2 separate regions of the Homo sapiens genome follow, and region 2 is linked to region 1. Evidence: read pairs that join two places in POLR2A ChIA-PET (ENCODE). Cell type or tissue: MCF 10A. All regions are shown on one strand. Links, peaks and the distances in the headings refer to the core of each region. The heading gives the core; the rest is flanking DNA.

What was found. ChIA-PET counts read pairs that join two places held together with the same protein. Peaks named below come from ENCODE experiments on the same cell type or tissue, not always from the same donor. Only the 100,000 strongest peaks of a DNase experiment are listed, where the experiment ranks them.
Region 2: POLR2A ChIA-PET joins it to region 1 with 18 read pairs; 3 of 35 experiments call an interaction of 5 or more read pairs at or near these places.

What each region holds. Positions count from the first base shown.
Region 1 is chr3:190,300,796-190,306,180 of GRCh38, reverse strand. It overlaps CLDN1 (claudin 1), which reads left to right. Exons shown (of 4, transcript NM_021101.5): 4 at 1-474. It also overlaps a transcript of CLDN16 not described here. Among named protein-coding and RNA genes, the nearest start is that of CLDN1, 19 kb to the left of the region's middle. In MCF 10A, for the core only: no CTCF peak of the experiment used is centred there; DNase peaks (open chromatin) are centred at 590 and 2,080.
Region 2 is chr3:190,228,867-190,234,256 of GRCh38, reverse strand. No RefSeq gene overlaps it. Among named protein-coding and RNA genes, the nearest start is that of CLDN1, 91 kb to the left of the region's middle. RefSeq lists an enhancer at 1,587-2,786. In MCF 10A, for the core only: no CTCF peak of the experiment used is centred there; DNase peaks (open chromatin) are centred at 2,086 and 3,976.

The DNA.
Region 1 (5,385 bases), core at 1-5,000:
TAATAACTCATAAGGTGCTATCTGTTCAGTGATGCCCTCAGAGCTCTTGCTGTTAGCTGGCAGCTGACGCTGCTAGGATAGTTAGTTTGGAAATGGTACTTCATAATAAACTACACAAGGAAAGTCAGCCACTGTGTCTTATGAGGAATTGGACCTAATAAATTTTAGTGTGCCTTCCAAACCTGAGAATATATGCTTTTGGAAGTTAAAATTTAAATGGCTTTTGCCACATACATAGATCTTCATGATGTGTGAGTGTAATTCCATGTGGATATCAGTTACCAAACATTACAAAAAAATTTTATGGCCCAAAATGACCAACGAAATTGTTACAATAGAATTTATCCAATTTTGATCTTTTTATATTCTTCTACCACACCTGGAAACAGACCAATAGACATTTTGGGGTTTTATAATAGGAATTTGTATAAAGCATTACTCTTTTTCAATAAATTGTTTTTTAATTTAAAAAAAGGATTATTGGCTTGTTTTCTAATCATTTATTGCAAGATTGCCATTCTTGGTAGAGGAGGTGGCTTGGGACAGGATCTGACTCACCATGATCCTGGGAAAGAACTATGATGCCTCTGGCCCATCTATCAAATTTGAGTGGCTCCACCCACTAGAATGCCCTATTTCTCTCAAATTGAGTTCCTCATCAAGGGTGGTAATAGAAGAGGATGCCAGGAGATGTTACTTAATACTTTTTCTCATCTATAAAAAGGGGACATACAATAATAAATGATAAGATATGAAGATATTTTGTGAACTATAAAGCACTGTGCAAACTTAAGTGGCTTTGTTCCTCACAAAGGTGGAAGAGTGAAAGACAGCTGCTGGAAACCCATTATTGTTTCTGTAATGATGATGATCAAAACTACTCCATAAGGATGTGATGGAACTCATTCACTCATTATCTTAAAGTATCAATAACTGACACAACCTTAAGTGTGGCCTGTTCCTGGACAATGTTCATATTGAGACCAGGCTTATAAGTAAAGGCTTGCAGCTCTAATGTGGAGTCTCAGACATTAGCATGATGGGTGAGGTGCAAAGATCATTGCCAGTCAATTTGACTTGAATTCTCCTTAAATTAAGCAGATGCATCAGAATTCTCACTCTGTTTCTACAGAATTTAAATATCTGAAGGTAAGGCCAAGGCCAGCAGAAGTTTGAAAGGCAATAAAGTATCTTGGTGCTCCTGAAAATAACTAAAGGAAAACTTGGATTGTGAATCATACCAAGTAGATATCACCTCTGTGTGAGCTCATCCTTATCTGAATGCCATTGTTCTTCAAACCTTTCCTCCTCTTGTTTAACACTTTCTATATTTGCCCAGATCAAGAGAAAACTTCACTTTGTCCCCATATTCCCACCTTTTTCAGCCTGTCATTATTCCTAGTATGATCTGGTTGTGTATATTTCCTTCATTTTACATGTGGCTCACGTGTAATGTCTCTGAATTTCCTTCTTTCCTCATTTCCCAAAAACCCCATTTACCCCCAGCCTGCCCTAAAATCTCTTCATTTAGCTGGTATCATGCAACTTTGATAGAAGTCATTGCAGCTTCTAGGGTTATGTGGGGATGGCTTGTTGAGTCCTAAAAATAGGCAATCAGAGAGTTTCTCAATGCTGAACCTCTGGAAACTCTGGAAATCCCTTGGCAGTTGGCACACTCCACTTCTATTGATAAGTTTTCCAATATGGTCATTATCAGCAATTGAAAACTAGATATGAATTTATTTAATTAATATTTACGGGACACCTATCACAGGGCCAGCCTCATTAAATGCAGGCAGGGTAAAGTAGCTATGAGATGAGTAAGACCTTGTCCTGGGCTGAAGCAGTACAAAGGATGTTAGGTGGAAAGAGAAGTAAACTTGAAACATAGCACTCGTTCTGCCACTGATGAGCCAGGTGAGCCACGGAGATCTCCACCCAGTTTCTTCATTCATAAAATGAAGGCCTTAGACCCATGCAGTGGCTCTTAGCCATAACAGCATGTTAGAATCACCTGGGAGCTTTTGAAACTTCCCAATTCTAAGGCCTCACCCAAATCAAAGGAATCAGAACCTCTGAGAGGAGAGTCCTAGCAGGAGCTTCCCAGAGGATTTCAACATACTGTGTGGATTGCAAACCACAGGCCTATGTCATCTCTCAGGACCAACCTTGTCCCAAACATTTTCTGAGTAACACCCATCCAGGCACTTAATAGATTTGCTGTCAGTTCACCCTTTCCCTAATGTTGTTGCTTTATTTTCTGGTTCAGGATTGGGGCTTTTTTTTGTGTTTTGTGGGGAAAAGGAGGAGTTAAAAGCAGGTGGTCCTTCAGATGCTTTTGTCATGTTTCTTTGGCAAATGATCTTCTTTCTTGCCTTTCTCTATTATTTTTAATTTACCTCCAAAGAATAGTCAATAATACAAAGTAAATACTGTTTAAAAGAACAGGTTTCTTTTTATCAAACCATGTGAGTTCAGGAGGGTAAGTTGTTATTTATAAAGTGGAGTCTGAGTTATTCTCTTTAATGTGCAATTTTCAGGAGAGTCCTTAGCTAAACCTTAAGCTTGCTTCATTTATTTTTAATTGAATAGCATTTCTGTGATTTTAGTTCACTTATTTCATTATTTTTGTAATTTATTGCTTTGTTCCCCTTTTCCAAAATAGAAAAAAAAGTGAACACACACCCAAACCCCCCCACACACCAATTTAGGAAAGATAAAGTTTGAAAACTGTGCTCAGATCTCTTAACTGAGCTGACCTGGGATAGAACACATTGCTATGCTGAAGAGGCTTTTACTTCTTTTTGGAAATCATTTTTGTCAATTAAGTTTCCTGTTTCTATTAATGCTGTGCTTTTTCTAAGTGTCTATTGCTGCTGCTTGACTCTATTTAAAAAATCCAACAGCCTATAGGTGATCTGGGTCAAGCAGACATCTAGATCAAGGGTGAGGAATAGCAGAGAATACTTGCTGGAAGATGAGAGTGAAATACAGCAAAGATATATAAGCTTCAATGCAGCAAGGGCAGTGGTTTTAAAATTATTTTTTGTGATAATTTTTTACCACAATATGTATTTATTTGATAATAAAATTAAAACTTATTAATGAAGAAAGTAGAAAAATACAGAAAAGTGGAAATAAATATTTTAAATATTATAATAGTCATATTACCCAAAGGTAGAACTTTCAAATAATTTGATGTGATTTCTCTAGCCCTTTTTCCTTTCCCAGAGATAGGCTTTGGGGTTTATTCTTATTTTTTATTTTTTTACAGAGCATCATGTAAAAATAATTTTGACTTGTGCTTTATTTTCCATTTCAGTATATGGTAATATACTCTTACCAGACATACTTTCTAAACATAGATTGATTGTTTGATTCATATATATATATATATATATTTTTTTTTGAGACAGGGTTTCACTCCTGTTGCTCAGGCTGGATTCCAGTGACATGATCTCATTTCACTGCAACCTCCACCTCCCAGACTCAAGCAATTCTCCTGCCTAAGCCTCTCAAGTAGCTGTGATTACCCACACATGCCACCACGCCCAGCTAATTTTTGTATTTTTTTCTAGAGATGAGGTTTCTCCATATTGCCTAGGCTGGTCTCAAACTCTTGAGCTCAAGTGTTCCACCCACCTCAGCCTCCCAAACTGCAGGATTATGGGCGTGAGCCACCACACTGGCCTCACATAATATTTTTAAGAATCTAACATTCGCAGTATATTTTCTGCAATAATGGAAATGGTGCCCCTGGAGTTGTGCAACCCAGCAGCCATGAATAAAATAGACAAAAATTCCTTTCTTCCAGGAAGTTACATTCTAGGTAAGGAATGCAGATAATAAAATGGATATACTAATTATATAGCTTATTAAACAGTGATAATCCTAAACTAAATAGCCAAGAACTATTGAGAAGGTTGGAGGAAGGTAACAGTTTATAATAATGTGGCAATGGAAGTCTTCAATGAGAAGGTGAAGTTTAAGAAATAATTTAAAAGAGATGAAACAAATCAAGTGGTACCTGGTAGGAAAGTATTCCGGAAATAACATATGCAAGTTCCCCAAGGTAGAATCACGTACAACATGTTCAGAAAAGAGCAAAGGGGCCAACGCAGCTGCAATGAAGTAAGCTAGGAAGATAGTATTTTAAAATGAAGGCATAAAGGGAAAGAGATTTAAAATATATAGGATATGACAGACCATTCTAAAGACTTCCTCTTTTACTTTGAATGAAAGCAAAAGATAATAAGTCTTGATCAAAGGAAACATAGATCTAAATTGAGACGTAGTAAGAGTATTCTTCCTGTTGTGTTGAAAAATAGACCGTAAGTAGATAAGGAGGGAAGCAATGAGTTCATATAGAAGGTTATTACAATAATCCAGGCAAGAGACGGCTTGATGATTGCAGTCTGTCATAGGAGGAAGTGGTTAGAATCTGGATATTATTTACTTTAAAGTAGAGTCAACTGCTTTTGCTGATTGACTAGATGTGAGGTATGAAAGCAAAAGACTTGTCAAAAATGATTCCAAAGCTTTTTGCCTAAGAAATTCATAGGATGGAGCAGACATAAACCAAAAGTGGAAAGACTGAGAGAGAGCAGGTTTGAAAAAAAGTCAGAAATTTCATTTTGGACATGATGATAATTTCTCCTTCCCCTTCTTCTTCTTCTTCTTTTTTTTTGAGACAGAGTCTCATTCTGTCGCCCAGGCTGGAATGCAGTGTGCGATCTTGGCTCACTGCAACCTCCACCTCCCGGGTTCAAGAGATTCTCCCACCTCAGCCTCTGGAGTAGCTGGGACTACAGGCACAAGCCACCACACCCGGCTAATTTTTGTATTTTTGGCAGAGACTGGGATTCACCATGTTGGCCAGGCTGGTCTCGAACTCCTGACCTCAGGTAATTCATCCACCTCAGTCTCCCAAAGTGCTGGGATTACAGGCATGAGTCACCGCACCCAACCTGGACATAGTCGTCTTAACATGCCTATTGCGCATCCAAGTAGAGATGTCCAGTAAGCAGTAGAAAAACGGGCATATGAAGAACTAGAATGGAGAAAAGGATTTCAAGAAAAGAGAGTAATGAAACTTCAGTTTCACAGGATTGAGTCAAGTTGAAAATATGCCCCAGTCTTTGGATATTTGGATTGATTGTTACATATCACTAGGCTAGCTGGTTAATAATGGCAGAAACCAAATTTATTTTTCTCATTACCGGATCCATCTTTTATTCTCTCTCAAATTTTTCATTCTTTTTTTCACTGTGAGAGTATCATCAAAGAAATCTGGTGTGTTAGGGTCACAGACCAGCCCTGGATTCTGACCCTGAATCTGCCCTTTTAATAATTGCATCTTTATAATTTAATGTGATAGAAACCAAA
Region 2 (5,390 bases), core at 145-5,144, 72 kb after region 1:
GCAAATCTCGTGTCTCAGCCATCTGGTAGCTGGGATTAAAAGCATGCGCCACCACGCCCAACTAATTTTTTTATTTTTATTTTTAATATATACAGGGTTTCATCATGTTGGACAGGCTGGTCTCAAACTCCTGACCTCAAGTGATCGGCCTGCCTTCGTCTCCCAAATTTAATTAGGTCTTTAGAGAGCCTTTGAATATGACTATTGCAAAAGCCCTTTTATTTTGTGAAGTATTATATTTGATTCTGTAGTCTTCAAAGTAGTCTTGTCTTTAGTCTCACTACAATATTTTGTCATTAGAAGCTCCTCTCTCCAATTTTCTTTACCTCTCTTTTAAATTTGCCATTTCTGTCCCATCAGAACCCTTTACAGAATCTTTTTATGTTTTTTAGCACCTGCCCTTTCAAGCCATCTTTCTTGTAACAGCCTCAGTTATGAAATAATTACTAGTTTTTGTCAGAATTGTTTGAATTCTTTTTTTCTGCATAGCAACATAGAGAAAAACTTAAAATATAGACTTGTAGATAAAATGAGATTTATAAAACTACCCATTCTTTTAATTTTTTATAACTTGTGTCACACATATTAATTTCTAAAAGATAAAGAAAACTTCTTGGAGTCTACTACTATATCATGTTGTATTATAGCAAAGCATTAGGTTTTGTGAAATGAGGAAGGGTGGAACTACTTTTGAAGTAAAGAACTCTTTTTCATGGAGGCCAGAGAGCAAATCCTACTGCTTTGGTTACACCCCCTGGATACAGTGGCAACCTCAAAGGACCACAGGGTTTGAGGGTTATAACCATGGGTTGTCTACTCCACAGTGGAGGAGTGGTCTCGAACTCCTGACCTCAGGTGATCCACCTGACATTTTTGGAGGAGCAAGGCCTGATATTTTTTTCTTAACTTTAAGAGAAACGTTCCCCAGTCAAATGGCGATTTATTATTGCACCCATCTGTTTTAGAATGTGTGATAGATTGGTATTATAGGAGCTTGTAAAATCATACAAACAAGTAAAACAATCTAGTAAAACAGATTGATATGTGGCGAGCAAGACAGACTAACAATGACAAAAAAACTCTAAAACAGGCAGAACATCCAAGTGCTCTAGGAAACACATAAGCTGTGAATTTGGTGTTAGATTTAATATTAGTAACCAAGGAAGGCTTCAGAGAAGAATTGCATTGAAATGTTCCTGGGATTTAGAAAGGCAGAGTTTGTGAAGAACATTCAGGCTGAAAGAATCCCATAAGCAAAGATCTGTGGGCATCTGTAGATAGGAAGAATGACAGTGCAACAGTTAAATGCATTTTATAAGGTGGCTGGGGCTCCAGGGATGGCTAGAAAGACTTAGTGGGGAATAAAATCACGTTTCTCACTGTAATGCACTAAACAGAGACAATCATCTGGGGACTTGTTCTCATTTTGTGAGTGACTCTGAGTCTATCTACTCATTGAGGGTTTCCACAGGTATTTTACCTTAAAGCTCTCTTGAATTTGTGGGTGTCTTCTGTGCTACATCCTAGGGATGGAGAGGAAGGAGGTGAGATATTTTGGGACCATTGGTCTCCATCTGGAAAGCCAATTGAGCTAACTCATGAGGATTTTAAGGGACATGATATGTACCTCATCACTAAATAAAACTAAGGTTGGCACATCTGGTAAGCCAGGAAGCTTCAGGATATAATCATAGTATTTTTATTATCCCCTGGATGTTTCATTTTTTGGTTCGTATGATTCTTTTTTCTGCCCATATACAGTGTGTATTTTACACTAAGTGAGGTGTGGTTAATCCCATAGTTCTCTGCTGTAAGAAATCACTGATGATACAGTTTTGTCAACCACTGTCTGTTTACTGCTATCACAAACATATTTTCTGTGATAAGTTGGGAATCTGTTAAGAAAGAGAAAGATGAAGGACATCCAGTAGCAAATTTCAAGCACTTGTAGTAAGCAACTGAATCAGGCCTTCACCTAAGAACAGAAATAGACTCTTTGCTCCAAGTGGCCCTTCAAGTGGATGCCTTGAGGCATCCTGAAGAAGTCTAGTCAGCTGCTGAGTTTGAGCAATTCCAGGGGCGGTACCTTATAATAGTGGCATTCTGATGATGAGATCAGCCAAGAATGAATTCACAGAAAGACCTCAGAAAGTCTGACATCATTTGAGATCCTCAATTATCCAAGCAAAAGAAGAAGAATGTGAAATGGGAACTTCCCCTGACATCTTGGCACAAACCCAAAGCGTCTGAATGTCCCACAAAAGGAAGCACTTCTTCCTCTGCTTCTGTAATTTTTTACTGAGTCATGAGATAGGGTTATATAAGTAGGGTATTTTAAATAAATTAGTGGATCTTAAAGTCAGAAGGGATTACTGGAGGTCACATCTGGTTTCAAGGTAGGTCCTCATAATGTAATATCCAAGAGAGATGAATGGAACAGAAGACATCTGTAGTGGGAAAAACATAGGCTTTAGAGTCAGAAAGTGTCTTTTTTTTTTTTTTTTTTTTTTTTGAGACAGTGACTTGCTCTGTCACCCAGGCTGGAGTGCAGTGGTGCAATCTCACTCAGCTCACTGCAACCTCTGCCTCCTAGGTTCAAGTGATTCTCGTGCCTTAGCCTCCTGAGTAGCTGAGATTACAGACACGTGCCACCACACCCAAATAATTTTTGTATTTTTAGTAGAGATGGGGTTTCACCATATTGGCCGAGCTGGTCTCGAACTCCTGACCTCATGTATCTGCCCACTTTGCCCTCCCAAGGTGCTGGGATTATAGATGTAAGCCACCACACCCGGCAGAAAGTCTACTTTTAAATCCCTCAGCTACCACACATGGCCATGTGGAGGGCAAGGTATTAACAATATTGTTTTTAATAAAATAGTCTTAAGAAGTAGGTGGCGTTATGTAGCTGGATGTACCTCATAGGCCAGCGAATCTCAAACTTGAACAGGCTAGGCATACAAATTACATGAAGATCATGTTAAAATACAGATTGTAATTTGGTTGGTCTGGAGTAGGGCCCGGTAATGTGAACTTCTAACAAGCTCCCAATGGTGGCCCATGCACAAAGCACGTTTTGAATAGCATGGTGGTAGAGAGTAAAATGTCACACAGAATTGGTTATTATTTGCTTATTTTAACAGGTTTTCAGGAAACAATATTCTTTAGCCTTTATGTTTTAATTTTCCCCCTCCTTCACTGACTTCTACCCTAACCCTCCACATTAAACCATATATCTGGTAAGAATGCTCATGCTCACCTAGCATAGTGAGCCCTACTAAAAACAACAACCAACAATTTCGTAGAAGAGTAGGCTTTGAAGAAAGTGACTCTTTTTCAACAGTTTTTGCATACAATACTTTCACAATTATCTCTGTGTATATCAGAAATTTGGGAATTATGCTGAGGCAAAGATATTTTTAAAGGAGTGCTTGCTGAATTGCAAGCGAGAATGGAAGGGGTTTTATAAGAAGAATCCCTTGGAAATCATATATCATGAAAAATGTATCAGGTATATTTGTACATCTGTGTAATGTTTTATATATTTTATGATTTTCAGGGCATTTTCACATATGGCTCTTCATTCATTCTTTAAGAAAAAGGTAGGCTAGGCAGGTGTCATTAGCCCCATTTCACAGGTGATGAAACTGGAATGTGGGGAGATGAAGTGAGTTGCTCAAAGTTATACTCATCCAGTTGCCACAACACAAAGACAAAATCCAGTTCTGAATTCTAATCCACTGCCCTTTTCTTTGTCTCCTCCTTCACCATGATTTCCATAGTGGCTCAGAAAAAGTTATGGTTTGGTTTCTCAAACTCTGGTTATGAGTGAGGCTGCCAGTAGAAGAAGGTAAAAGGTGGCAGATATCCCAGATTCAGTTACTGTGGGATACTGCATCAGCAGGGAGCCCATTAATGTAGATATCTCTCATTCTCATCAGATGAAAACCTACTCTAACCTTGAATTTTTAGATGATTCATTTGTTTGTTTCATTTCCAGCCAAGAATTCAATGTCCTATTCCCTTTGGCATGTTTACAGATGAGAGTTAGAGCCTGGAGGTGGAGCGCAACTTGATTATTACAATCATCCAAAATGGGTGGCTGATTTTCTACTCTCTAAAAATATTCTTACCTTTCTTCTTCCGTACTCTACAATATGTCCCTGACCACTTCCACTCATAGTGATCTCAATCTAGTTCCCTGTTCATGTTTCACTCGACTGTGTGTGTGTGTGTGTTTCATGACCTATGAAATTGGGAATTCCTTGTGGACAGGAGCAAACATGTTTCAGTTTCATTTTACATTGAATGATTGAAATGAGAAAAAAAAAGATGCAGAGTAAAAAGTACATTTCATTTGGAGTCAGATGATCTGGATCAACTACTTGTTAGCCATGTTACCCAAACCACTTAAACTCTGAGCTTTTGTTGCCTCATCTAGAAAATGAGAATAGTAGTACCTACATCACAGTACTGTTATGAAAAGTGAATGAAATATGCGTGAAATTATTTTGCAAACTCATAAGAGCTGTATCTGTGTAAAGAAGGTATTTGTATTTATTTTAAAAATAATGTACATTAAATGAGAGGAGTCTGCTTGTAGCATCAGTCATAAATGTATTTTCTCCCCTCAAAAGCAATTTGCATTTCTATGTTCTGCTATACAAAGAAATATAGACACATGAAACAATACTATTAAAAACTGATTTTCTCAATGTGGAAAAGATAAAAGTTCTAGAATATGCTGCAATAAGATATAATCCAGATGCTGAAAATGTTCACTACAAGCTGTCAACACTAGGTGCATGAAAGTCAGATACTAGGATTTAGGTTTTGGCCTAAGAATTTTCCTTTTAAATTCTCAATATTCCTCAGAAATCTTAAGTTAATACCCCGAAAGAATAAAAATGATTCATTTCTCAGACTGAGAATCCCAATATAAGGAGAACATACATGCCTACCACCTCCTCTGGAAGTGATTCTAAAAACCCAAACTCACCCATCCCTTCCTACTTACCCACTTTCTGTGGGTACCACATCAGATGCTTCCCATTCTTGGTCTTGAGACCATTCCATAGCTTTTCTCTCCTCTCTCTTACTATAAATGAGCCACCATCACACACATAACAATAGCTGTCACATGTTGAATAACTATGGAGTGTCAGCAGCTGTATTGGTAATTTTGATTGTATTGGTAATATTGATATACATATTGGTAATATTGATATACATATTGGTAATATTGATCTACATCTGACAAGAAGTTTATTCTTGTCCCAGTGTTATAGAAACCAAGACCCCAAGAATCTAAGTACATTGTTTAAAGTCTTTCTGTGGATTGGAGAGGACCAGGATTTATCTGAGTCCCTGTGATACTTTGCTCTCCTCTT